Regions from separate parts of the Mus musculus genome. Here all the other regions are linked to region 1. Evidence: chromatin loops called from intact Hi-C (ENCODE). Cell type or tissue: left cerebral cortex. All regions are shown on one strand.

Region 1 (4,000 bases):
CCGCGCGCGAGGAGGAGGAGGAGGGCGCGGAGCAGCGTGGAGGAGCGGGAGGAGCGTGGAACAGCGGGAGGAGCGGGAGCGGCGGCGAGCGGCGGGCGCCAGGGCCGAGGACACGGCGCTGGCAAAGGGAGGCGGGGCGCTCGGAGGCACGGCCGGGACTCCCGCGGACTCGCCACTTGCGGCTGCCGCGCGGGCTGGGCGGCGGCGGCTGCGGGACTGAGCGGCCGCCCGGAGGCGGCGCGGCCTCGGAGGGCTGGAGCGCGGTGCTGGGAGCGGCGCGGGCGGCGGCTGCCCCGAGCCGACGTGAGCAGGTAAGCCGTCCGGGTTCTGGAGCCTGGGACCCCCGAGTGCCCGGAGCGACTCCGCTCCGGACCCTGGTCAGCCGGGGGTCGGCGATCTGCCCCGGGCGGCAGCGGCCGTTTCTGGAGGGCTATTTTGGATTCTCTGCTCTGAACTCGTGCGGAGAAGGAAAAATAGGAGACACTCGAGGGTCCGCAGCTGCCTGCGGGAGGGGGATTGTTTGGAGCGCTTTCTGTGGCCCGGTCGAAGCTTTAGGTCTGCTGCGGGAATCTGGTGTACTCACACACACTCGCTCCAGGCGAAGGAAACGCATAATTTATTATGAAGAGTTGAAGTAGTAGGAAACAATTCAAAAAGAAAGCTCCCAACCAAAGATCCTTAGCTTTGCTACACGCTGATTGTAGGCTTTTCTATAGACATGTTAAAAACAACAACAAAAACTTGCCCTGGTTCTTCTCCGCGACGTTGATTTTATTTTAAATCTTTAACAAGTGAAGTCAGTTTTAGTTCCGCTTAGGTTTTTTTTTCCCCAGTAAGTATGAGCTTGGTTTTCATTAATCGTGTGTTTTAAATTACAAATAGTAGTGCCGTTCTTCAAAACCCCGACTATCTCAACCCACTTGTGTTGTTTCCAGTTCTCCTCCCAGTACTCTACTTGCCTAACATCTCCTGTTGCCTGGGTTTCTTTGACTGGGTTATATCCCCCAGCCTCATCTACAATCTGCACCGTAAATACCCTGGAAAATTCCTGAGGGATCGCTGGCCCAGTAGTTGCTCCTAAACTGTTTATCTTTTCTCTTTTACGTGCTCAGATCGTCAATGCTAGCGAATTAAGAGGCAGCAACTCACACATTTTGAGCCCTTTAGTAACTAGTGACTGCTTAGTTCACAGATTTGAGGTTGTAATTAGCTACAAATGCGGACTTTGGTGTATTCTTTTTGCCGGTCTGTAGCACAGCTACCCTGACTCCCTTCAACCAGAGGTACTTCTGATGGTGTGCCTATTTCTCTGTCTCAGAGTGCACACAATACGGTCTCAACTTAATGCAAATCCAGGATGATATACCCAAACTCAAAACATTCTGATTGAAACGAATCTTTAAATGATCCCAACTGTGAAAGCACTGTTGATGTTCATGAAGCTTAGTAGACATTATCCTCCTTTGAACAGATCTCCTATATGGCCCCACAGATATTGTACCAAAGAGGAAGCACATTTTCTATGCTCTGTATCCAAATTCTTGAAACAGATCTCCTAAATGGACAATAAAATTTTCCCTACCTCCTGCCTCCCATAATTATGTACTGTACTGTCCTTTTCAATGGAGCTAGCAATTTTGTGACAGATTTTTTTAAATTCACCCGCATGTTATCAGCTATTATTGTACTTTCAAAGTGTGAAATTGACAAGCTGGTCAGTTTCATGAATTCAGCTGTCAGATTGTGTCCAGTTAAAAATTGCTAAAAGCTGTAAATGTGCCTGCCTGGAATTTTCTTTTGTGAAGGAAAGACACAAGGGAATGGAGAATTAAAGGGTGTTATTAATTGTAAATATTTTTAAATAGGTACTGTTATGGGAAACACATTGAGATTCCTACAACCATAAACATGTCATTTAGATATGCCTATCTAATTTAAAATAATGAGCACTTAATAGAAAACCCTTAGTAATGGTGACACAATAGAAACGGGACTCAAATAGGAAAAGTGGCCCTCAGATGTATTTTAAGGCAGATGGCTGAGATAATACTTTCTGATGACATGTAAAGAGGCAGATGTGTCAACTCTCCTTTTGTGGCAGTTATATGGCAAAAATTCTTGGCCAGTGAAGTTGGACAATTAATATAAGTAACTAAATGCATATATGTACATATGCATTTATGTATATATATAAATATGAGTATGTATGTAATTATAGATACAAAACTGCTTAAAATACTGCATGCCATTATTTGACAAGCTTTTTAAGATACACACTCATTTAAAACCAAAATACCCCAAAGTCTAGAACTAAAAATTGGATTCCCCTCAACTGCTGCTATTTGCTAAGCCACTAGGGGCCTGTATAACTGTTCTTATATTCAGGAGACACCCTGCTATGGCTTACACAAACCCTTCCTAGAAGACATTTAAGAAAAATTCAAGTAGGCAGTTCTGTAAGTTTTTTTCTTTTTCCTTTTGAAAATCCCCAACCCATGCTCTGACATTAGCTGTGAAGGCTGATTAAAGGATATTTCAAGAATTTTATTTAGGTAATCTATGGTACTCTGGTATTAGGGTGATTTTTCATATAGACTCTGAAACAAAAAAAAAAATACTTATGCAGATTCTTATTCAATGCCTGTTTCTTAGTTTATGGTAAAATAAAACAAGAAAAGAAAACATAAATAACTTTTCCTAATTGGTCTGATAAGGATATTGCTTACACAAGGCAGGTTTAGAAGACAAAGGAAGCAGAGTTACTTTAAAGGAAGTATGCACACAGATTAACAGTGTGATTGGAATGCTTTTAAAAGTGCTGTATAAGTTTGTGAGGAAGGAGACGCTGCAGCTCTAAGTGGAGTTCACTGAGCACTTGAGTGACATGGACTGAGGGTGCTGTATACATTTTTTAGTGTCATGTTCAAAAATTTGAAATCGATCAGCTGTGCCAATCCTGATGACATTAGACAGTAATGTCAAGTCTACTTACACTGATCTTTTTGTTGATATTCAGTTTTTCAAATTGAAAGGGGTGGTTCTTTATAGAACACACTGTAAATATTTCCATATTGGATTCCTTCAGACTTACATGTTCTATCATGGCACTGAACGACTCTGTATTTTAGAGGATAAATGTGGAATTATCAACACCATCTTATATGAAAAATGCCACCCTACAGAATATCGATTCTTTAAGGTTTTTTTTTTTTTTTTTAATTAAAGCATCCCTAGCTAATTTCAGCATGTATTTGTAGGTAGTCTAAAGTTGTAGCTTTCTTGTGTCCTGAGAACTTTAGACTTATTAAAGGCAACTTTGACATCTATACAAATGGCAATGGCCCTTAGTTCTTGTACCCAAAGTTTCTTTGAAAGAACTTTATCTTTGATGTACAATACTTAAGAGGGTGGCTACAAAACACACTTGCAGTTACTAATCCAGATACTAAAGAACTAAGTATAAAGATAATAATGCCCAGTTTTCCAGTGTGTATTTGATAAGTCCCATATTTTATAAAAAAAAAAGACAGCCATTTTTAATTGAGAAGGTCAATATGAGTAAGAGAGATTGTGTTAAACCAGATTTATTGGTAATTTCTTACTGCCTCGTGGATTTCTTTATTCTTTCTTGTTTAATCCATGTACTGTTCAGAACGTCCCTAAGGAAAGGTGTTTAATTGTGGTGGCACAAAGGTAGTTTGTGGCCTCAAGCAAAATCAGTACTTTAAAACCTTCTGATTTATATTATCACTAATTTGCCAAAGAGGACCAAGGAGAGGAGTTATTTTTTGTAGACTATGAGACTGGGGATCCCTGTGTAATAATACTTCACTGAAGTAGTTTGGTAATGTGGAAGGAGATTACGTAGATAGTATTTGCCAGTGACTTTTGGTGAACAGGTGTCACGTGCCTAAGTGTCTGTGGGTTTTGTATTACAGTAACATTTCTACTAAAGGATGGGTTTGCTTTGGATATCCCCTATGGATAATCTCATTTGCTT
Region 2 (4,000 bases), 260 kb after region 1:
CAAAGGAATGTGTCAAATTTTCATTCAAACGGAAGTATGACTGTTGATTTCTGCGGTGGTAGACATGCCAAGGCATCCAAGTACCAGGATGCTATCCAAGGCAGGTTTCTGGAGAGGAACAGTCCCTGCTGGGAACTCACTGTCATCTACAGAAATTGGATTGCATTCTGAACCCCGTGTTCTAATTTTGAAGTCACAAATAGCCTATGCTGACAGTAAATCCAGACACCAATGAAATTAGGAATACTTTTAGCATTGTTAATTCACATTACTAGAACTGAGAGAAGTAGGTTGAAGGATTTTAGGGTTTTTTTGTATTTTAATTTATTGTTGAAATTTTCCTACATTGTACATGATCATATTAGTACCCCCATTTCAGTCTCCAACTATCCCAAACCTTTACCCTTTTTTACTTCATATCCATGGTTTTAGTTGTTCGTGGTGGTGGGTGTTTTTTTTGTTTTGTTTTGTTTTGTTTTTTTGATAGTCCATGGAATTCAATTTGTATAGGGGCTGTCCACTAGAGCATTGGATACCTATCAGTGATTACATCCTCAAGAAACAATGGTGTCTTCTTTCCCAGCAAGTAGTAGCTTCTAGTCGCTCCTTAGTAAGTCATGGGGCCTGGAGAGTATCTCTCTCAACTATTTTGGCTGAATTATTCTTGTGTAGTTTATTACAGATGCTATGAGTTCATGAATGCAATTGCCATGTCATAGTCAAAAGATAGGCTTTCATAACACTTCCCCATGTCTTCAGGATTTTATATTATTTCTTCCTCCCCTTCTGAGATGTTTTCTGAGATTTGTTGGTGGGGATGGGTAAGAAAGATGTCTTATTTAGGGCAGAGAACCCAATATCCTATTCTCACTTTGACAAGTTCATTGGTCTCAGTATTCAGTGTTACCCCACCAGATAAAATCTTCAGGGGCCAAGCTAAGATCAGCATAAGTGTATGTATAGAAGCATGGTTCTACCTTAATGCCTATGAGTCTGTTAGCCATGGCCTTTTGATCAGGAGAGCAATATGAACTTTAAATGGATCACTCTGAAAGTGATATAGCGAAATCAGAGAGGATCCTTCAAATGCAGGCACAGGTAAGGACTTTCTGAGTTAGTCTCCTCCAGTAGAACAGCAAACACAACTCACCAATGACAAATAAGACCCCATGAAAATGAAAAGCTTCTGTGCAGAAAAGAAGATAATCAGCTGCATGAAAAGTCAGCCCACAGGAAGAACTAACATCCTTGCCAGCTACTCTTCTGCCTGCTGATTGCTGTCTAGAATATACAAAAGAACTAAAAAGACTAAACAGCCCAATTGAAAACTGGGCTACAGAACTAAACAGAAAATTCTGAAAGGAAGAAATATAAATAGTTAGGAAAGAAAACCACTCTCAGCATCCTAGCCATCATTGAAATAATGCTGAAAGTGCTTTAAGGTTCCATCTCACCCCAGTCCAAATGGCATCATAAAAAGCACAAATGACAGCACATGTTGGTGTGGATGCATCAAAGGGAACTTTCCATACTGTTGGTGGGAGGATAAACTAGTGCAGCCATTTGACAATTGCTCCAGATTTATCTCTAAAAACTAGAAATAGGTTGAGTGTGGGGGTGGGGTTCATATTTATCCTTGTGTGTATGTGAATGTGTGTGTTTTAAGACTACATTTACAGTTGGGAGGCAAGTCAGAAAGTAATGGCTATTACGCTCACCTCTTTACTGTGTTTCAAGACTATCTAGTGTCTTTTACTCTTTGAGGGTGTTACAGCAGAGCTTTAGTTTATAGTATAATTAGGTATAGATTGTAAGTATCCCTCAGTCAGGACAGTAGAGGGTAGGCTTCTCAAAAGAAACACTTGTGCTGATAGTTGACAATTTCTTTTGCCACAGTTATGTGCATGTTTACTTAAATAACAGTAAAATATTCTCCCCATCAGAATGATGTTGATTTCTTATACTTACATATTTCTCAGATTTTTATATCATGTACAAGTGTTAGGTAATGGAAACACATCACTCATCAATGGATTTAATCTTTATATTATAGCTCATAGCATCACAATTGCACTTCCTTGTACAAAAATGTAAACTTTTAGGTTCCTCAATGAGAATATTCATGTAGAAGGTCTGAATTATGACCCATGAATCTTTTTTCTACTGGTTTATAAATTGAGCAATCAATCAATCAATCAATTAATTAATATCAATACTTGCCTAAGGTGACAGGAAAAGCAGAATATAACATTCTTTCCTTTAGCTGTTCTTTCTATTGCCTGGTATGTGTGTGTGTGTGTGTGTGTGTGTGTGTGTGTGTGTGTGTGTTAAGGCATGCACTAACAGTATTCTTCCTCCTAGATATACAAATGTACTTTATTTTTTCAGATGTAATATGTGTACAATCTATCTTGTCATAGCATTCACTTTAGATTGACATTTGCATGTACTTGTGCTAAAAGATCATCATTTCTTTGATTAAAGCAAAAAAAAAAAAAAAAAAACCAACAACAAGTAGCCTGTGCTAACAGACTCTCCCTTTCCCTACCATTGTGTCTTTTATGTCTTGTTGCTTTTGAGACTGGGCTTCAAAAATACACTTTCATTATTGCAGTTGTCATGAACTTAATGTGACTGTGGCACAAAGAAATATCAGGGGTAAGATATTTTTCAAAAAGTAAAGACTGCAGCTAGATTCTTCTTTCTGTCCATTCTAAAGATACTGTGGCTATCCTAATTTGTATGGGCTCACTAGATCATGCCTAATTGAGTTAATGAAGCTTTTCTGTAGCAAGAACCCTCCAAAGGAAAATAAAAACACAGAATCGAATTTCAGAATGCAAATTAGCCCAGCTTTGCCTGTTTCTACTCTCATGGGCAGAAGTCACAGAGTAAAAGAAAATCCTTCAATTAAAGCCAATTACTACACATAGTCAAAGTTCAGGTTTTCCTAAGACTTTCAGTAGGGAACAGCATGTGTTCTTTGGAGGACTATTCTTGATCCTGCCTGGGATACAAAGACCAAGTATTTACTGCTTCAATTCATTGACTTGATTGTTTTAAGTATCTGTTGACATCATTGGAAAATTATGACTTTCATCTACCCAATGGAAACATATTGAATAGAAACATATTGTTTGGAAGAGTGGTGATCTATACCATACTATAGTATGGATAATTATTTAAGCTTAGCCCCTCTCACCAAGTGGCTTGTTGTCTTCATGTATCATAGGTCTCACATTTCTTGCTCACTTGGTAGCAAACATCCTGTGCAGGTTTCTGGTTTGCAAACCTAAGCCTATCGTTATTTATCTTTTCATTTATTAATATAGAAAGCTTTAAGGATATTGCATGTTTATACTTCATTTTAATTACATCCTTTCAAATTGTACAATTATTTTTAACAACAATGATGGCAAAATACAACATACATGTAATTTCTTTTGATATACTTAAGTGGTTGAGTCTAGACAAATGTCGATATTATTATAAAGCTAGTAGGGATTCTATAGCAGTTAGACATAAACAAATTTGCCAGAAACTTAAATCAGCAAAACAAAACTCTTAGGAATAATAATAAGGATGGCACAATTTATTTGTAGTACCTTTGCAGTTTTTCTTATTTGTTTGTAGTAAAATACTCTGAAAAAAAGTTTAACCTGCAGCCTTTGGTCTTTCTGTCTTCTGTCTAGTAATAAGTTTGGCCAAGATGTCCTTTTTGACTTTAACATATTCATGGCATGTAGTAACAGTATCATTAATTGCTTAATACCTAAAGTGTGTGTGTATATGTTAATAAGTATATTAAAGACATGACTACATGAATTTATATATTTTCAAGATTATAATTCCGAAACCATTTATATCATTCTTTAATATGGTTTCTTTAATCAATAAATATTTTTAAAAATTGTATTTTCAAGCTCATCATGATTTGGCAACTATTTATATCATTATTCAATGCCATTTCTTTGATCAATAAATATTTTTTAAATTGATG
Region 3 (4,000 bases), 160 kb after region 1:
TCAAATCCAAGTTGATAGAGCAAGATCTATTGGTACTTCATCTTTCACCCCAATTTCTATGCTGTTGTGATACCTCCATAGAGAACAAAGGGAGGATGAATTTTGACCTGTGGTTAAACTCATATCTCCTGCTTCTGACAGGGCCTCTACTGCTGTTTCCAGATGCTCTTGGTTCATGGCTTTGCCCTTTTAGATTTTTGTACTGTTTCTATAGTATAGGCTTTTTGAGAATTCATTATACAGTTCAAACTCATAATGATTTCCCATTTTTAGCATTCTAAATGATAGGATCATAAATGTGTGCCATATATTGGGTGATCCAATTCATTTAAAAAAATTAACAAGGTAATGTGTCTAAAGAGAGATGGTGAATACATCAGAGCCATAGTGATACTGGAAGAAACCCGGGTATCCAGAAACACAACACCTTCTGTTGAAGGATGTCTTCATTAGTGCATATCAGAGTAGGGTTTAAACACATCTTGACTCATCACGGGTGAACTTAATGATTATGAAGGATCTTTGCTATATAGAGAACATTGTTAGTCAATAAGAGTTTGCCATAATCTCTTTCATTTATGGATGGAAAAGTAGGGTTAAGCAGATATCAGTTATCAGAAGTTACATACGATCTTTCATAGGTGCTACTGAGCTACCTAGGAAAATGATTCCTGGGATGCAATCAGGTAATTGATGGTATCTATGCATATAGACAGACACTTGGTTAGATGTGGTTCTTTGCCTATCTGGAACAGAATGAATACTCCTTGTGTGCTTTTAACAGCTTACAGGTTTCATGTAGCACCACCACGCCCGACTATTCATTTCTTTAAGGTAGACTCTCACTAGTTAGGACTTTCACAAAGGTAGTATCTGCCACTCAGGTGCTTGTATTATCTGCATGTGCCACTGTATTTGATGTACTAAGAGCCACTAAGTTGACAGGTGACTTACTCTGGCAAATGTAAATTAATAGAAACATCTGCTGAAGTTTTCCTGATGAGACATTCACTCACAAGAAAGGCTTGGTGCAAGCATCTGAGAAGGGTTTAGTCACTCACAGGAAAGCCTCCTAGACAGGTGAGTACCCTTCGTTCCTCAGTGCTTCCTCTCTGTTCCTGGGATTGCTGCAGGCAGTGAGGCCTTCCAGCACAGTGATGGGGTAGCGTGAGCAGACAGTTGAGAGCTACAGAGCGCTGTCACTGGTCACTGAAGAAATCATCTGCCTGGAGGTTTTTGTGAGAGGATGTTAGCCTCACTACTAAAATTGCTTATTGGGCAGTTCTGTTCCTAATAGCTGAAAGTCCTTTAACATATTAATGTTTATGTTGGCCTCTGAGTGCACAGCTTACAGCACACAGTTATCCGTTTGAAGTTGCAAGTGACTGTGATTGCTGAACAGATCTTTTCACTAGTACCCAGCCTGCCAGCACTGACAGATACTAGATACTTGTTAGTCACAGCTCACCAAGAAATAGCTCTGTGAGTTGTGTACAGATGTCTAAGCAAATGCACGTACTTTGCTTGGCATATGAATGAGACAAGTGTGTTTAATCTTGTGGAGAATGCACGGTTCTTTTTAGCTTTTGATAGCGGGCAGCATTCGATTCCACTTACAAATATATTTCTTGTAAATTCAACTTTTCTAAGAAAAATACCAAGTTCTTGAATGTTTCCATTTCATTGAAGCTGACTCCAAATCTGATTTCTATTCAACTTTTACCTTGGAAGTTGCTCTTAGTGTTGGTTCAGTTGCAGGAATTTACATACGGGGCAGCTTATTCCAAGATTGGGTACCTCCATGCATTTGACATTTTTTCTAAACAATAGAGTCTCAGCTTTTATATTTCTCTCCTTTGGCTATATTCTATTCATGTTTCCTATTTATTTTTGACTCGAGTTTGTTAGTAATTTATGACATTTTCAGGAAATTATTTTATTTGGACTTAAAAATGTGCTAAGTGCCCTTTGTTAAGCCTATTTTCTCATCATAAGTAATTTCTTCTCTGTTTACCATTAGGGCATCTTTTCCCATCCACACATAGCAAGAATTGTATCTGAGTCTTTGCTATGAAACAAGCAAGTTCCGTCATTCGAACTCTAACAAGATTGTGCATTCAGAGGAAAACGCTGAGGATTGTGCCACAGGATTATGACCCTGGATGCTTTTGTTAAGTCCTTATTTTTAAGTTGTGACAGTTAAAGCTTTCTGAGTTTTCATAACTATGTATCAAACATGGGACTTCTAACCCGACGTTTAGGGAAATCTAGCTGCTGGTGTCCTGTAAAGAAAAATATCAGTTCACATGACTGTACTCAATAAACACAAGCTGTTGGCTTGTTTGGTTGTGGGAGGCAGTGTTGCTTTTTCGGTTTGATGTTGCTTTCCCTAGGGCCCCTCTGAGCAGTGAATGTGTTTGTTAACAAAGTAGTTCTGCACTTCTGCCCTGGGAAGACAGTTGATTTCTTCTTAGCCAATAGAACAAGTCCTGTCTAGTTGTACTGAGCACGGGCATCTAACAGATATGAGCGTTGATAGCACACGAGCTGCTTAGTAGGCTGGACCAACTGCTTTCCTTAATTCTGATTACATCTTAGGAAGTGTAAAAATTGAAGGGACTGAAATAGCATGGCAAATGGTAAGGAAAAGTATATTCCTGCTTGGAGTTGGCCATGCTCAAAACGAAAATAGGATCTTTTAAAAAATGTTTTGTTTGTTTGGGAAATAATTATCAAGAGAAGAACCTTAAAATTGAAGGAAGCTAATTTCCTATGTCAAACCAAACAGGAATTTACTTTAAATGAAAATATGGTTGAACAGAAGGCCTGAAGCCACCAAGAATATCTCCGTGCTCATGAATTCTTAAAGGAAATGGATCTTGAGAGCTGGTTGCAGTGGTACCTGCCTGTAATCCCAACCCTTGAGAGATGGAACTCTAAAGAAATAGTACATCGTGTATGTCTGGAGGCCATTGTCATGTATTTATCTCTCATGACACAGTTGAAAAAGTCTTTTGTTAACATTTTATTGTTAAAAATTTATTATGATGATTATTAACATATTCAGTAACATAGGTTAATTGGTTTTTATGATATTTCCATATCTGAATACATTATGCATTTATCTGTGTCTGTCTCTTTTTCTCTCTCCTCTTTCCAAGTCCCTAGCAATCACTCATATAATTTGATCTTTTTGTGTGTGTATATGGTAGGTTATTGAGAGAGACTGTTTCTCTGTTGGGATTACTGCAGTTAACATGGTAATTTTCAGTTCATTCATTTTGATGATGGCAGGATTTCATTATTCTTTATGATTGCATAATACTTGACTGTGTGTGTACACGGATGCATGGATGTGGTGTGTTCATGCTTGCGTGTGTGTGTCTATGTGTGTGTGTATTATATACCATGTATTATACACTCATCTAAGGATGAGTACCTATGCTGATTTCATAGAATGGTTATTGTGAATACTGATTTAAAACATATCTGTATGCAAGTATCTCAATGTATGTGAGTTTACACTGCCCCTTTGTTTGATTAGTTGTTGATTTTTTTGTATGTTCTCTCTGTCCCCATACCTGCTGACCAGTGACACAGACCTTACTAATTCTGGGATTGAGATGATGGAAGAAACCAAGGCTCCTAAATGTTGTCATGGAGTCAAGCTTCCCTGTAGCCTGTGTTAGATTGTAACATGAATGAAGAGTCACCATTATTGTGTGCAACCACTGAAACCGGAAGCTAATTACCATAGCAGAAAGCCTTACTTAATATTCATTTCAACCTTCTCCTGACTCTTTATTCTTCATATTGTCAACACAAATGTTTTATTTATAAATTATTGTGAAACTATTTGAGAGTATAAAGAAGCGTGGCAGACATGGAAGTGAATTCTGTGCCTATCAATAGGGCAGGTGATGAGTTTGCCTAAAAGAGAACAATGAAATGATCTTGAAGTGTACATAGTTAGGTCTGACTCCAGGGACATGCAGTAAAT
Region 4 (4,000 bases), 1.2 Mb after region 1:
TTTCATTGCTGGCACATCACAAATATATGTAGCACAAAGGTATAAAATTAAAACTTTCCTAACATATCTTTTTCTATGATGTAACACATGGAGGCATTTGATTAAATATATGTATAGATATATAGGTATCCACAGAAAGCATGCATAATTTATTTCTATCCTCTATACACATGCACACACACACACACACACACACACACACACACACACACATATTATTCCAGTTTCCTTTAATTTTGTTTTGACCTATTTAACTACTTCTTTATTTTTACATTTTATCCTTTCCAAATATCACATTTTATTTGAGAAATTTAAATATTAAATTCCTCTTCAACAAAAACATTTTAAATGTTAATCAGAATGAGAAAATCTTTTGAAAATTGTTGCTCCATTTTTACCCGTTTTCTATAAAAGAAACCACCTAAACTCAAAAATAACATTTTCTTATATGACTTTTCCTTGGGAGACAAGAACAAACATTTACTAATCCCAGACAGGGCACTTGTGGACAACCTACTAGCACTGAAACAATTCTAAGCTTAGCTTAGTGAACCAGGAAATTTACTGAGCTGTTTCCTGAACCAAGGGTGACTATTTTGCTGAAAGGCTGACCCAGTATGGGGGTTACTCATGAAAGCTGAATCTCTGGGGCACTTTGCTCAATTTGGATGCCAACTCTGTAGGTCACAGTCCCCTCTGCCCAAGTTTTATTGTGTATATAACCTTAGGGTTGAATATTGTTTTTAGGAAATGATGAATTTGTTTTTTGAACCTTCTATGTTTCCTTTCATTCCTGGGTCTTTAGGAGCCTCCCTTCAGGTTAGAAGGTGTCAGTTTAGAGGAAACTGCTACATAAGAATTTAGTTTTTACCAATATCCTCCTGAGAACAGCAAGCACAAGAAATAGATAGCCAACTGTAAGCAGAGAGAATGAAAAGCGAGCTGAGACTGGAGTTGGTGACACCTGTTGTTTTGCAAAGACACAGTCAGAAAGATGCAGTCTTTTGTTTTCCATGTGTGTGTTGTGCATGTATATGTGTTTGCATGTGTGGGTACAGATGTGTGTATGGTCCCAGTTGCCTCTGGATACCAGGGATTACTGTCTAGAGTCTCTCTTGAATGCTTCTCACGTTATATGTTAAGGCAAGCACTCCACCTGAATCCAGAACTCAGATCGTGGCTAATGTAGCTAAACTGTTTCTCTTGTAGTTCATCTCCTTGTTCTGACTGAGAATTATAGATGCCCTGCCATACCCACTCAACATTCTGTGGGTTCTGAGCATCTGAACTTATCTTACATTTCCTGCCCGCAGAGCAAGCACTTTAACCACAGAACCATCTCCTCGGCCCTTTAAAGCTCATCTGACAGGATAAAAATGCAAAAGTGTAAAAAAAAGTCATTAACCTGAGTTTGCACCTAATTTTTTTTATGAGAATTAAAATCATAAATATGACACAATTGAGAGCACAACCTTAATAAACAAAGAGAGTATCCAGGTAATTCAAACACATTTTTAATATCTTGATTATATCTGTATATTTCTTTCAAAGTAAGTACAATGTGAAAACTTTGAGCCTTTACTGGTCTATCTTGTACTAGGAAACGAGTATGTTGAGAAACGGCAGAATACACAGAATTGCAATAGGTAAGCACTTGGGTAAGAACATACAATTACTTAGAATATAATCTCTGTTGATTAGACTTCATGCCAGGACCTTAGTTTGTGTTAGTCGGGAAGCTTAGAGATCCACAGTTTTTCTTTAAGAAGACTGAAATCTATACTTTCATAAAGTAGTATAAAACAGTTTCTAACACACCGGGATGAGGCAGCCTTGACTTTTGAACTTCTGGATTACACAAGCCTCTGAGGCGGCTGCAGCTCCGCCCTGTTCCGCCCGGCTCCTGCTGCAACTACATTTCCCAGAAGCGCGGCGGCTTTTACGTCAGCGTGCTGCTTTCCGGCAGCATTTTACAGCATTTCAAAGTGAAGGCTCGGCTCGCTGTGCACTCTTCTGACATGGGGTCCTCTTTTTCGGGGAGTACCGAGTTTTCCGCTCCTGCCCCCCCAACTGTTTCCACAGCGGTTCCCGCGAACCCACCCGCGAAATCCGCCGTGCCGGCCTCCCCCGCCCGGGACCCTGAGTTAAAAACCTGCTGGAGTTGTCGCGTGCTGTCGGGCTCTACACTCTTCGGGGCGGGCACCTACGTCTATTTGGTGGCCAGGCGGCCCCTGAAGCAAGGAATCCCACCTGGCCCAGGCACCGTTCTGCAGATGGTCATCGGCATCAGTGAGCAGGAGCGGGGACAGCGTGAGGGGTGGGGTGGGGTGGGTGATTACTGGGACGCCTTTCCCCTCACGGCCCTGTAAGAAAGATTACCGAATGATCGACCTTTCTTCTTCAACCATGAGAGGGTTAAATAAAATGCTTTATGCAGAGCACTGGGTAAACTAAAATGTAATATACAAAAGGCACTTTTTTTTCTTGTTCTTTTTTTCAGGTATTGCCTGTTGGGGTGTAGTTGTTCTGGTAGACCCCAAAGGGAAGAGCCACCCAGTTATTTGAAAATACCAGCAGTTCATTGTTGTCTATCATCACTGGCTTCTGGGCAGACAGAACAAGCGTTGGGTTGGTGGATATTCGTTGCACACACGGCCAAGGATGTACTTAACTGTAAGGACATACCGAGAAGATTGTGAAGATATGAGCTGTCATTCTTTGGCCATGGATGCTTACGGTTTACCCCCTCTCAGATTATAAAGAGACAAATAAACCCCTTGGAAGCAAACATGGTTCTCTGTCTTGTCCAGGGAGGTTATGTGCTGTTCAGTTTATACTGAAAGATAACGTTTTTGAGAACATATTAAAATGGGATAAATGATAAACCAACAGCAAAATAAACTATTTTTTAAATAATAAGTAGTTCTTTTAATTTTTCTAAACATATCAACAGTTATTGGCAACCTAACCCTAAATAGGTACATGAGAGTTTTTCAAACTTTCCAAATTATCTTCAAGTCCACCCCTGATTATATTATTGCATCTGAAAGCCTTGGACCTAGCCATTGGGTGTCCTTTAGTGGCTCATCCGTTCAGTGATGGAGCAAATTTTTCTTCCTAGTTCTGTCTTTCACAGCTGACTTAGTTTCAGAGAGCCAGGAGTTCCTTTATACATTAAATGTCAGTATGTAATAAAAGATGTAAATGAAAATATTTGAGAAAAATTCCAAAAGAAAAATCTGCTGATGGCTTTTTCCGTAGATATTTAGGATGAGTTTATAAGGGCTTTAAAAAGTTATAAAAGTAATGTATGCTTACTGTCAACTAATACTGAGGCTTCTCTGCAAGCATGTTTATTTAGGTGGTTCTTCAAAGCAGAAAAGGACTATGAAGTTCAGTACCAGTTTACAAGTTTTGACTACTATTTTGAGCAGATAATATTGTTCAGCTGGAACCTCTATACAAGCTGGGAAACCCCATCTACCTCCTTCTACCAACCCTGCATGCACTGGGAAAACTCACAAAGAATAGCACCCAAAACCCAGTTCTACATATCTGGGAGCCGATGCAGCCTGCCTTTCTGACATGGCCAGCCCACTCAAGTGCCCGCCAGTATATCCAGCTTTTGACCCTCCATACATGGACACAGCCCCAGCTCCTGGCCAACACACCATCTCCTGAGGTCTATAAAACCCTCGTGTCTTAGCCCTGACTGTAATATCCTCAGCCCTGGTCTTGGAGACTAAAGAATCTGCAAAGAAGGAGTGCCAAATCTGCATTTATTTATATCACCAAGAGAGAAAATACTTAATAATTATTACTTTAATATTCTTGAATTCTATACATTGAATATGAATTATTTTGATCATACCTCTCATGCTATTCTTTCAACTGCTTAGCTACCTCTGCAACCCTTCCTTTCAATAAGTTCCCCTCTTGTCTTTTTTTTTTTTTTAATGATACACCGAGTTTAATTAGGACTACTTGCATAAGTATAGGT
Region 5 (4,000 bases), 68 kb after region 1:
TTCTTTAGATCTAGCTGCCCACAGTGGAGACTGGTATAGATAGCTTGAACTCTGGGCTTCTTGTTAAGAATCAGGTTGTATAAATATTTTCTAGTCTTACAATTTTTAGACCCTTAATGGATCTTACATTTTCTGATTATGTGGGACTTATTACAATGATAGCAAGCAGTATATTGATTGATACTTAACTTGAAATTGTTTATTTATCCAAACCCCATTGTGTTGATGGTGTGATCAAGTCCATCCAGTTAATTCCTCATCATACTTTGTTTTACTTTGTAGGTGGGTCATTTTATTTTGTCATTTAAAGTAAACACAGATGTAGGTAATAGAAGAATCAAAATATTTTGCATTATGGATTTGCCAAAGAATTTCTGAAAAATGTTAAAATGCTTTATACTTTAGGCTAAAGGATATTAGAAATTCAAAAAATTCTTGCCTATGTGTACAGAAGATAAGCAATGTTGTGTTAAGATTGGACCAAAAAGAATGTGTCTTCAGTATGAAACAGTTACTTTTATCCCTTTTGTAAGGTTAGACATTGGCCATTGTCAAAGGCAACTGTAGTCCCTGTGTTTAATACATGTGTTCATGCATTTTCACCAAATCTCTAGCTGTCATGTTGGTATTCTGATATTTATGTTATATTTAAGAGAGTTATTCACTTGTTTGTTTGTGTCTATGTATATGCCCATGTGTGCGGATGCCTTCAGAGGCCAGAAAAGGGTATTGGATCCTCTGGATATATAGAAGTGGGTGGTTGTGAACTGCCCAACATAGGTGTTAAGAGCTAAGCCCCAGCCCTGAAGAAGAACAGCACATGTCCTTATCTGCTGAGCCATCTTTCCCGCCTGAACATTTAAATCCAGAGACATATCTGTAGTTTATTTTAGATGAAAATACAACTTTGGCCCTCAAATGTGGCTGTATGATTATCCATTACAATACATTTCTACTAGAGTATTTCCTGTAATTATTTGAAATGCTCTTAGAGTGGTGGATCCAGATAAAAGGCAATTCTCTACCCAGCTTGACAAGCAGTGGAACCTAATGGGCAGCAGTATGTGAAATGGGCTGCAGTGTTTTCGAGTTTCCACACTCTCTGATTCCTCAATTACCTCTTCTTCCCCCATGAGCTAGACATGTTGCACGCCCATCTGCTCTGTACTGTGGACGCGTCACATTTATTTTTGTAGGGATATTTTTTTAAATGAGTTTAGGGAGCAGCTGCTTCTGCATTCCTGCCTGCCTTCCTTTGCCTTTGCACATATCGGGGAGTGCATCCCTGCTGTCCCCAGTGGAGTTTGCATATCTCTGGTTCAGGCTGGTGCACTGTAATGCCTGATAATGGGAAAAGTGCAGCCAGCAAGCCTTTTTTTCTTAGTTCCCTAGTATATTTCTATCAGTAGCACAGCTGTGCTGCAGGGATCTGGCAAGCCCATTAGCTCGTACTAAGTCTCCCTAGGGTATTTGGGTGCAAAGCAAATCTATCCAATTCTCTCCCTCTGATACCTTCTGGATCAGGTGTCTCCCAAAGTCTCATTTGTTAAACTTGCCTATGGAGTTCTTCTTAAAAGGTGGTGAACCCTAGCAGGTGGGGCTCCTGGGAGGAAGTTTAGTCCCCTGAAGCATGCCATCAAAGCAGTTGGGACTCTAGGCATTTCCTTTTTTTCTCTTTGTTTCTCTGCTCACCAAGCTTAACACTTTAACACACATTCTGTCCCATGCCGTTTTGCATCCATGATATTATGCTCTCCCACAAAGCCCAAAGAAAGGATGTCAGCTAACTGTGGAATAAAACCGAGACAAAATCGCCATCCCTCCTTGTTGCTGTCTATTTCTGGAATCTTGCCGCAGTAGTCGAAAAGGAAACACATCCCCTTAATCTATCCTGTGCATTCACATGCTGCGTTGACAGTTACTTGGAGAAATTGGTTTGCTATTGTCCAAAAATGGAGCATTTCAGCTTCATTTTCCACTTAAGAAATGACTACAACAGGTAATTTCACACATTTCAGATAAATCTTACACATTTCTTGCCTCATTACTCACCCAGTCCTGACTTTCAGTGTATCTCATGTCTGAGATACATATCAAACAGAGAATGAAGATCTGGGTATATACTACAAATATTCTCTGGCCCTGAGCACTCAAAAATCTTTTACAACATTTTCTCTTGAAATAGCCCTTAATCTGAACACTTGATTCAAAAGAGCTGTTTGCCTTTGTCCACCCATTAAATTGGCTTCTTTAGGAACATAGAACACCTCAGTCCCTCAGGTCCTGTTCTTCTTCATCACCTCTCAAGCTTCATGAACGAATCCAGGACCTCCCTCACCAAATTTCTCAAATCTTCCCTCCCTCTGAACCACAATGTTGGTCTTCTGCATATGCACAGTTTTAACTTCCGTGTCGCTGTACTTCTTGAGACTTCTAATTCTTATGTTTTTAGTTCACTCTGTGTATAGGTAACAGTTGCCTCCAAACAATCTCACAGAACATTCCTGAGCTTAAAGTAAAGTGATAGCTTTTGAGTGTCTAAAGTAGCAGGGCTGACGAAATTCTTTGTAGTGGTAGGGGTGCTATCACACATATCATACAGTCCATTGAAGCAGCTCCTAACCACTGTGGTTCTCAAACAATTGAAGTATTGGTAGGTACACTAAGGTGGTAGGTGTGTTCGTGTGTGTGTGTGTGTGTGTGTGTGTGTGTGTGTGTGTGTGTGTGTGTGTGTATGTGTGTGTATGCAGCTTTGTTCCATGACATGAAAGCAGAAGTCAAAGGACACCTTGGGAATAAGTTTTATTATCCTTCTACCATGTGTAAAATGGAATTCAGGTCATTGGGTTTGGTGGCAAGTGCTTTTATTCACTAAGCCATCTTGTTGGCTCTCAAATTAAAGTTAAAACTTTACATAGGATAATGGCTGTTATACTGGACAATGAAGGACTTTAGGATATAGCTTTACGATTCTATTTTTAATAATATTATTATTGTGTCTTGTGTATGTTTGTGTAGTAAATTCATGAGATTGTAGGAAAGCATGTTTATGTGGAATGTACATGTAAATGCTACAAAGGATGCTTATCAGTGTGTAGTGCAAAGGCCAGAGCACATGTCAGGTGCCTTCTTCAATAGTACTTTGAGTTATTGTCTTAAGACAGGATATCTTACTTAACTAGAAACTTGATTTGACTGTTTTAACCAACCGTTTAGCTTTCTAGATCCTCCTGATACTGGTCTACAATGCTGACGGTACCAGTCTTCTTATCCATGTACAGCTTTATATGGGTGTGAGTGAAGTAGGTTTGAGTTTATGTAATCATGCTCACAGTACCCATTGAGCCATCGACCAGCTCCCTAACCTTTCTCTTTTCTTTCCACACATATTATCTGTCTGTCTATCTATCTATCTATCTATCTATCTATCTATCTATCTATCTATCTATCTATCTATCTACTTGTTGTTATGTTCTAATTTGGTACCTTATAATCTTTGTGCCTTAATGTATACTGATATTTAAAAAAAATTAGTATTTGCATAGTGTGTGTGTGTGTGTGTGTATTGGCAAGCATTTGCAACAACCTGTGTGTTTTAGGTCAGAGGACAACTTTTGAGTGCCAGTTATCTCTTTCCACCTTTAGGTTGGTTTGGGGACTGAAATTAGGTTCTCAGGCTTATGCTGAAAGCATATTTAATAACTGAGCCATCTCTAAGATCCTAAGAAATACACATTATTTTGTAATTGAGATATGCTTAACACAGTTCTATATACATATTGGATATATATTTATCACCAATTGTATATAAAGAATTCTAAATAAACCTTAACTACACCCAGTGAATAAAATATAAGATTCCCAACCATTCTGGAAGTAGCTCTCCACTTGCTGTGAAAGACAATATCCAGTAAATAACAATGATAAACAGTTGTATAAGGGACTAGAAGGCAATAGAAATGTAAAAAGTGGACTTGGCAAAAGAGGGACAGAGAGAGGA
Region 6 (4,000 bases), 160 kb after region 1:
ACTACTTTTTATGATTTAAATGTCACTGTTAGGTCGTTTATTTTGCTTTATAAGAGATAGGAAGTATTCTCTTGAATAAATTAGCCACTGTTGACAAGTGATTGAATTTAATTTTAGCTCTAAATATTTAGTTCTAAATAGTTTAGATAAAAAATTTATGTTAACTCATGTATGTGAGAAAATTGTTACCTAACATTTTTTATGGAAGGGGGATTTAGGATATTTAGGACAGGATTTTAAATTTTTCTTTCCAAAAAGCAACCTTCTTCCTTTGGTGTGTGTGTGTGTGTGTGTGTGTGTGTGTGTGTGCATGTGAGTGTGTGTGTTTGAGTGTGAGTGTGTATGTGTGTGCATGTGAGTGTGTGTGTTCTTTTAGAGAGAGGTACAATATTGGAAATTAAACCCAGGAGCCAATGCATGGGAGGCACACACTCTTTTACTGAGCTAGAGCCTCAGCCCTGTTTCTGATCTTTGAAAAACTGTATGTATAGGTTGTCAGTCATCAAAGAATATGCAGTGTAGTATATCCATTATCACCTATATATTTAGATACTATTGGGTCTATGGTTCTCCGCTTATATTTAGTACATTATATTTAAAACTTATCATGATACCTGAGGCATAGGCAGTAAACTTTCCTATTGTACATAGGAATGCCTTATTATGTTTACTCCAGAATCTAATATATGCCATTAGAGGATGAGGATTCCACAGTTTTGGAGTGGACAGCCTGATTTTATCCCAAATGTCAGTTGTCTTGACTGACATTAGAAAAGACCACGATTCCTAGACCCAGACTTGCATCCACCTGGCTGGTAGTGGGCATGGTAAACATTGTGATTTGTTAATGTAGACCTCTTGTGAGGTGCATGCCAACTAGAGGAAGCCTCATAGACTCTGCGGTCCATGTTACACACCTGAAGCACACCATCCCTTCTGTATGAAAGGTGTTCCTCCTATTTTGTTTTATTTTTAAGGAAATGCCATGTTCTTTTTGTTCCTTTAAAAATCATTTTGGAGATTTTGTTTCCATCCCTTAGAAGCCTCTGCCAGAGATTGGAGCAAGGCTATGGGAAATTTTAAGATACAGAACTGAAATATTTTGAAAGTGTATTTAAACCAAATAAGAATAAGCTTTTATGCTGTCTTGTTGCCTGCTAGATATCTTCCAAACCTGTAGAATCCAAGGGTGGAATTTGATTTAACGGACAATATGTTTGAAATATTGCCTCATAGTGTCTACCTGGCTACATTTAGAAATACCCAGTGCCCTTTGTTATCTGGAATGGTATTGCAGTTCTCCCATGAGAAATTTAATGGACTTTTTTTCAGTCAAGGTAGTGGAGAATAAATCCTACGCAGGCTCTTGTCTCCCATTTGCTTTGTAGAGAAGTTAGAGTTTTAAAACTTTTATCCAGTTAGTCCACTTGTCTTTCTTGACAGAATGCATGCGCTGCTCAGAGCCAGCTTTCAATATCAGCCTAAACTGGAGACAGGTTTTGCTCGTGCCTTTAAAATGTAGTTTGGCTTTCTTTGTAGTGTAAAGTTGTAACATATTCCAGATAAGATTTTATCACTTTTACTCCAGATGCTTAAGAGTCAAAATTAATGCATCTTATCCTAGGTTTGCCAGGTCCAGAGAAATCTTTGGAACCTCCTTAATTATGATTTTCTTTAGCATTATGCTGTCTTGTTCCCTGATTTCTCAGATTGCTGACCAGCTTTAAGGGACTAATATATGGAGGACACTTATCCCTTTGTAAGTGCTCACTAGAGCTGACTTGGATCCCTTGTCATAGAGTGTATTTTAGTTCTAGAGGAGGTAACTTTACGGTTTGCCCCTAAACCTGAGTTTCACGCAGCACCTATAAACAACAATTCTGAGTTCCATTGCCATTTCTTTTGGAGAGCCCTTAGATTCCAAGTTGGCTGTGTTCAGTCATAAGGATCTCTCTGTATAGTCGTCTGATATCTCAGAAATGAATGGTTACTGAGAAATTCTTTGTGTGGAGGAAGCATGTGCTGCCATAAAGGAATCAGTGAAACAGACAAGTTTGTATCTCTATTCTCCCCGTCATTCATTTATTAAGTATGAAATTGGGTCATATTGTTTACTGTACACTGTACTTGATGAAGTTCAAGGATTATGGATGTTTTGATAGTTTTGCTTGCCTTCAGAGGAGAGTGCTTCCCCTAGGATAGTCCCTTTGCATTCAAATGAGAATACTTGTGTTTGAACATTTCCCCAAAGCTAGTCTGGACAGATGTTTTCTAAAATGAGCTGCTGAAAACAACTAAAACTAGAATTCAGAAGAAAATAGTGTAATCTGGCAGAGTCTTGTTTTAAAGATACACACTCACACACATACACACACATGCATGTGAACACGATGCTGTTTTTATTGGGGGAAAAAAAGACAACCACAAAGCATTTTTCCGGTATTTTATATTATATGGGCAAAGGTTTTAATCTAATGATGACGATGTGATAGTGTTTTGTTCATATGTGTTGAGTAGTTCCTTTGGCATTGCCATGCCATTGATTGGCATTCTTTGGCACCTCTGTTCTTTGGTGATGTTATTTATACAATTCTCCAGTCAGTTTTAAAACAATCCATTTATGGTAAATTTAGACCCTCTAGTAGATTGATATCATTTTAAACGAAAGAGTTGGCTGGTTTTCAGTTGTTTCTGCTGTGTCTGCTGCCTTGGGAGAGACACATCACACCCTATCTGTTTTACATGCAGAGTTTGCCCAGGGGCATTTTGGAACCTGAACAAAGTGACAACATTATGACTGAGTGGATTTTCAGTTCCTGGCTGTCATTTTTTTTTTTTCAGAGAACCTTCAAATGTGTTTTTCCCGCAAATTTTACTAAATTCATAGTGAAAAACTCTTGAGCCATTGGGCCTTCCTGTGTCCCTAGTCTCACTCCAAGTATAATATACCTTTTTTTCAGCTTTCCACATTTGTACACCTTTTTGTATAGGCCTTTTTGTTTTCTTTAAAACACGGTTCCTTTCATCTTTTGTCTTTGTTTTCATTCACTGCCAAAGAAAAGCTTTCTCTGAAGGCTTGGGAGAGAAGGATGGCTTTTTACAAGCGCAGTCCACCAGACTTAACAATGTGATGCTTTTGCCCTTGAAAATGTGAGGACAGAGGACATCCTGGCATTCAGCTCCTGATGCAAGTGTGCCCCTTCCCCAGAAGAGCACCATTCAAGGTACAGAGATGTACTCAAAACAACCTTAAAGGGAAGAAAGCAGCTTCGGTTTGCTGCTTTTCCCATAGTGATGTTTATGAATACTCTCTGAGGACATGCATATTAATCATATACCCAGAGAGAATGATAAAATTCTTTGAATGAAAACAGTCATTGTAAAATAAATGAATACAATTATAATTCATGGGGGTACAAAATATAATTTGTAACATTTATAATCTAAACACAGCAAGTGCTTTTAATGTTCTGAAGACGTATAGTCTCCCCAAATATGTTTTCAACTGTCAGATTGCTCCATATTCTCCTATTGTTTTGCCTCAGCACACTTAGGAATAACTATAACTTCCAGGCGGTCTGAATCATGGCTCTGCTTTCAGCTTGTTACTTGGGAAGGTAAATGGATGACAGTAATTTTACTGATCCAAGAGTTTTTTTGCTGGGATCTTCATTATGACTTTTTCTGGGTGCCCATTTTGGTTCACTCCTTGGCTATGTCACATTGCATCTTTACTTTTCTTCAGTCCCTCAGTCCTCATTTGTAAGGTTATGAAGAGAAGCGATAATGTGCAGACACAGACTTGACTTGGGCAAATATTTTATTTTGTAAAGAACTGGGTTTTTGATGCAGAAGTTAGCATGCAGGGAATCATCCAGTTACGATGGATATGAGAACCATAACACAACACAGTGACCAGGTTGGGGATTCAGGTGGGTCACAATGGAAACGTCTTTTCTACTCCATTGTGTCTTGGATTCCATCGAGAACATACTACTGA
Region 7 (4,000 bases), 120 kb after region 1:
GAAAACCCAGTTTTTCTTAATATAGAGGTTATTTTAATTGTCAAATTCAGTGTGGGAAAACACAAAGTGTATATAATAGCTGCATTATCATTCTTTTGAGATCCACTTATTTTGTGGTGTAAGGCTGTTTATGGGTATCTCTGCTGTACCCTGTCAAGAGTTTCATGTGTTTCAGACATTGAGGGATGTGAAAATAAAAGGTGTACAGCTTCATTTTGCAAATGAATCCTGATGGTCTTAAGTTCTCATCACTGAGACAGGGGAGGCTACATTTTCAGGCACAACCTCTCCACTATTTATTTTTACTTGGGCTACTCTTTGTAGGAAGCTATGCTGTGTTTACCAAAGGTTCTGTAAGCATAATTACACATCACTTTGAGATTCACACTCCAAATTATTTCTTAGAGCCTATCTGTGATCATCTCATTCCCTCCCATTATTCTTCCACTGCTGTGGCCACCAACTCATTATTTAGGGTGAAAGGGCTTTAAGGGAATTTTATTTATTATGGGGTGTGTATGTGTGTGTGCACATGTGCATGCTCATACACATGTATAACATGTATGACTTTTTTCATACATGACATGATATGTGTAGAGGTCAGAGGACAACTTCTAAATGTTGCTTTCCTCTTTCTTCTGTGGGTTTTGGAGATTCAACGAAGGTCATCAGTTCTGTGAAGCAGGCACCTTTACTCCATCTTGCCAGACAAACCATCACCTTTGAATTTTTTATTATGTCTCACCTGGAACTTAGTGGCATTCTGCATTGTTCCTGATGCAGCTGTCAGTGAATTTTCCCAAAGCCTACTTTTCTATTTCTCCTCTGCTCTTAAACAGTATAGAGCTTGTTTTTAAACAGTATAGAGCTTGTTTTTGAGCTGCCTGGGTAAAGATCACTAGACATAGACTGATAGCCAAGAATCTCTTTGTGTTCCCTATTGTATCATCTTCTGTACTCCTAAAAGTTACCTCATTCCAACCCTGTGGCCCTCACAAACCGTGTGGATCCCAAACCAGAAGTGTATCCACACTTCCCAGACGTGAGGAACACAAACTTCTAGAGAATACGAGAGAGGTGCAGAAGTGTAACCTGTTGCGGTGCCTAGTTCTCTGTTTTAACAAGCCATCCTTACTTCAGCATACCAGCATCTCACTTTTTTCAAAGCTCTCCACGGAGTTCAGGGGAATACCTGTTTCTAATCCTGTTAAAATCCCGCTCATGTATGCTCAAGGCTTCCCTACACCACTGCATGGTAGTAGACCATCTGTATCTCCAGTCTCAGGGAATTGGACATGTGCTTTTGGTCTCTATGGGGACCAGGCATAAATGTGGTTAGCAGTCATGGTATATACATGGCTGGCACACACACACACACACACACACACACACACACACACACACAAGCAAAACATCCATATAAGCCTTCCTTTATTCTGTCATTAATAGATGGACAGACTTCTATTTCTTAAGTCTCTGATGTGCCTTTTTCCATGATGCGCTTATGCAGATTTTTGTATGAAGTGCCTATGCCCCGCCCCTTACAATATAGTGGCCACATGATGGCAAAGAAATTAGTTCCTGATGATTGGTTGTAGGTGGCCTGGCAGCAAGAATGCTAGAAACCCTCCATTTTACAATCCAAGTTATTTCCCAATACAAAGACATGATGTCTCCAGTGTTTATTGTGTTTTTACAATAGAGCATGTCTTTCTAGGTTGTGGTAGGGCATGGGAAAAAAGTGAGAAATCTAAATGTCTCTGTGTTTTCTCCTTTTCTTGTCTCCTCCCTTCACAGGCTCTAAAAGGGTTCCAGCTGAAGTTTCTGAGCGGAGCAGTCGCTGTGGCTCCCTAGGCTGAGTTTCCAAGCTGCTGGTTCATGCCGTTGACAAACTGCAGGATGGTGCCCGTGGCCAGGCCGCTGTCGCTGCTCCTCACCTTCTTCCTCTGCGCCTGTGCTGAGAGTAAGCCATCCTGCCCTTCTCTAGGGAGCTGTGGCAATAATGAGTGGTTTTGTTTGCAGTTGGCACCAGGCTCAGGGCTCTGAATATATTTCCTTGGGAAGTATATCCTGAAACACTGTGGGATCCTCCTTGGCTTCTCGCCAGCCTTTGAAAGAGATTATTGATGTGTCTCTTCCACTACCTCGTCTTCTGTGTAACGCCTCCTTGCTTGTGTGTCTAACTGCTCCTCCTGCATATTTCTGTTTTTATATATTTTTTCATACTTCCTACTAGCCTTGTGACAAAGATAAAACAAGACCAACAATATCACTTAAACTGTAGCTGACCAATTGGTAGTGTTAATATGTAAACACTGTCGAGACCCAATAGAGATTTCTCTAGTTGTATGGATATTTCTATGTTTAGAGAAATGCACAATGTCACATTGAGCCCAATTAAACTTGCAAGGCCCTTGTAGCTGTCACAGCAGCTGTTCTTATGTACTGTTTCCGACAGCTGTCGTGGAGTGCAATATTCAAACAAATCAAGCAGAACTGACAACTTTGTGGCTGGGTGGAGGGTCTGGAAGTGGGAAAAGAATTCTATGCAAGGCAGACACTAAAGTTGCAGCGTCTGGACTCGATTTATGAAACTGGGATTGTGGTCAAATAGCTTACCACCTAATGAGATGATCATATCTTCTTTGTAACTACTGATCACTAGTTCTACACTGTTTACATCTCTTTCCTTATGTGTTCTATGGCATTCACAAGACAATAGTGCCGTCTCTGGCTTGTACTGCCATGTCTATTTCTTCAGGAGTGTTGTAGTTCATATGTGATTTGGTCCGTCTCTTGGGGAGTCCCCTGGTGTGATTAACATGTATAACATCTGCAGTCATTAGCTTTTCCTTCCACTGGCTATCCCAGGGAGATTAAATTTGATTCATGTTAAGGATATCTCAAAGACAAAGATCCTATGTCATCTTAGCACTTTCTTATTAATTGTGTCTTGACAAGAATTCCCTCACTAACAGCCAAGTGCTTCATTTAAATGGAGATCTATTTTCTAAAGGAATCTTTCAAGGAGGAAAAAAAATAATGTTATTAATTGAATGCATGTGGAGTATGCATGTTCTAAGCACAGCATTCTGTGGTTAATTTATATATATATATATATATATATATATATATATATATATATATTCGGCTAATTAGCACTTGGGAGTATTGGTTTAAGGTTAAGCCAAGGAATTTCTAATTCCATGCCAGGAATTAATTAATTGGGGGAAAGATCCAAATGTAAGGCATTGTTATTGTAAAGGCATTTATGTCAAAACTTATTTCAAAAATATAAATTTACTTTATTGGAAAGCAATTGAATGTATAACTTTGTGAATTCTGTTTTGGCCAAAGTCCAGAAGTAACTGTTTTCATCATTGTTCATTTTTGGCAAAAGCATATTAAGACCCTAGGAACCCACTTAAATGTAAAATCAGAACTGTGTGTTTTTCTGAACCTTACTAGTTACATATCTGAGAAAATCATCCTTGCAGACAGAAAAATCCTCTTCTTTGGAGAAGCTAAGGGTTTGCTTATTGCTGTGGTGGAAAGGGGCAGACAGATGTCAAGAGCTGAGGGACAGGTATTGCTGAGACGGCATTTCTCTGCCACAGTTGGCATTTCTCTCCTACCTCTGTTGTCTACATCCTTCCTTTTCTCCTTTCTATGCTCTATCACAGATCTTATGTGACTGTCTCACTTTGCCTCCTATTGCTGTGATAGAACACTCACCCCACCCCACTTGGAGAAGAAAGGATTTATCTTATCTCACAAGGTATAGTCCATCTTGGAGGAAAGTAAGGGCAGAAAAGCAAGCAAGAACCTGGAGGAGGGAACTGAAGAAGAAACTGTTGTGGAGATTTGCACACAAGCTTGATGTCCGTGGGTTACTGGCTTGCTTTTTTATTCAGCCCAGGATCACCTTCCCAGAGCTGCCACCACTCACAGTAGGCTATACATTCTCACATCAGTCATCAACCAAGAAAATGGTTAGCAG

Evidence for each region. Hi-C counts contacts between places; a loop is a spot of excess contacts. Peaks named below come from ENCODE experiments on the same cell type or tissue, not always from the same donor. Only the 100,000 strongest peaks of a DNase experiment are listed, where the experiment ranks them.
Region 2: it touches region 1 in a loop (2.8-fold over the local background); 3 of 42 quality-filtered maps call a loop at or near these places.
Region 3: it touches region 1 in a loop (2.2-fold over the local background); 3 of 42 quality-filtered maps call a loop at or near these places.
Region 4: it touches region 1 in a loop (7-fold over the local background); 2 of 42 quality-filtered maps call a loop at or near these places.
Region 5: it touches region 1 in a loop (2.0-fold over the local background); 3 of 42 quality-filtered maps call a loop at or near these places.
Region 6: it touches region 1 in a loop (2.2-fold over the local background); 3 of 42 quality-filtered maps call a loop at or near these places.
Region 7: a loop joins it to region 1, with 3 times the contacts of the local background. A loop is called at or near these places in 4 of 42 quality-filtered maps.

What each region holds. Positions count from the first base shown.
Region 1 is chr4:76,445,954-76,449,953 of GRCm38, reverse strand. The region is part of intron 10 of Ptprd (protein tyrosine phosphatase, receptor type, D); the gene reads left to right. Among named protein-coding and RNA genes, the nearest start is that of Gm42303, 2.9 kb to the left of the region's middle. In left cerebral cortex, a CTCF peak has its summit at 2,347; DNase peaks (open chromatin) are centred at 563, 1,194 and 2,366; H3K4me3 peaks cover 2,990 bases; H3K27ac peaks cover 1,505 bases.
Region 2 is chr4:76,189,801-76,193,800 of GRCm38, reverse strand. The region is part of intron 13 of Ptprd (protein tyrosine phosphatase, receptor type, D); the gene reads left to right. Among named protein-coding and RNA genes, the nearest start is that of Gm46893, 150 kb to the left of the region's middle. In left cerebral cortex, no CTCF peak of the experiment used is centred here; DNase peaks (open chromatin) are centred at 41 and 1,558; H3K27ac peaks cover 904 bases.
Region 3 is chr4:76,290,341-76,294,340 of GRCm38, reverse strand. The region is part of intron 11 of Ptprd (protein tyrosine phosphatase, receptor type, D); the gene reads left to right. Among named protein-coding and RNA genes, the nearest start is that of Gm46893, 46 kb to the left of the region's middle. In left cerebral cortex, no CTCF peak of the experiment used is centred here; DNase peaks (open chromatin) are centred at 1,463 and 2,482.
Region 4 is chr4:75,276,270-75,280,269 of GRCm38, reverse strand. Dmac1 (distal membrane arm assembly complex 1) reads left to right here and starts at 1,978. Exons shown (of 2, transcript NM_025849.4): 1 at 1,978-2,289; 2 at 2,501-2,919. The coding sequence starts at 2,019. The coding sequence ends at 2,565. In left cerebral cortex, a CTCF peak has its summit at 1,923; DNase peaks (open chromatin) are centred at 1,951 and 2,575; H3K4me3 peaks cover 1,562 bases; H3K27ac peaks cover 594 bases.
Region 5 is chr4:76,377,951-76,381,950 of GRCm38, reverse strand. All of the region lies in intron 10 of Ptprd (protein tyrosine phosphatase, receptor type, D), which reads left to right. Among named protein-coding and RNA genes, the nearest start is that of Gm46893, 42 kb to the right of the region's middle. In left cerebral cortex, no CTCF peak of the experiment used is centred here; DNase peaks (open chromatin) are centred at 1,188 and 1,740; H3K27ac peaks cover 701 bases.
Region 6 is chr4:76,284,935-76,288,934 of GRCm38, reverse strand. All of the region lies in intron 11 of Ptprd (protein tyrosine phosphatase, receptor type, D), which reads left to right. Among named protein-coding and RNA genes, the nearest start is that of Gm46893, 51 kb to the left of the region's middle. In left cerebral cortex, no CTCF peak of the experiment used is centred here; a DNase peak (open chromatin) is centred at 2,256.
Region 7 is chr4:76,323,143-76,327,142 of GRCm38, reverse strand. Ptprd (protein tyrosine phosphatase, receptor type, D) reads left to right here. Exons shown (of 40, transcript NM_011211.4): 11 at 1,798-1,963. The coding sequence starts at 1,879. Among named protein-coding and RNA genes, the nearest start is that of Gm46893, 13 kb to the left of the region's middle. In left cerebral cortex, no CTCF peak of the experiment used is centred here; a DNase peak (open chromatin) is centred at 2,077.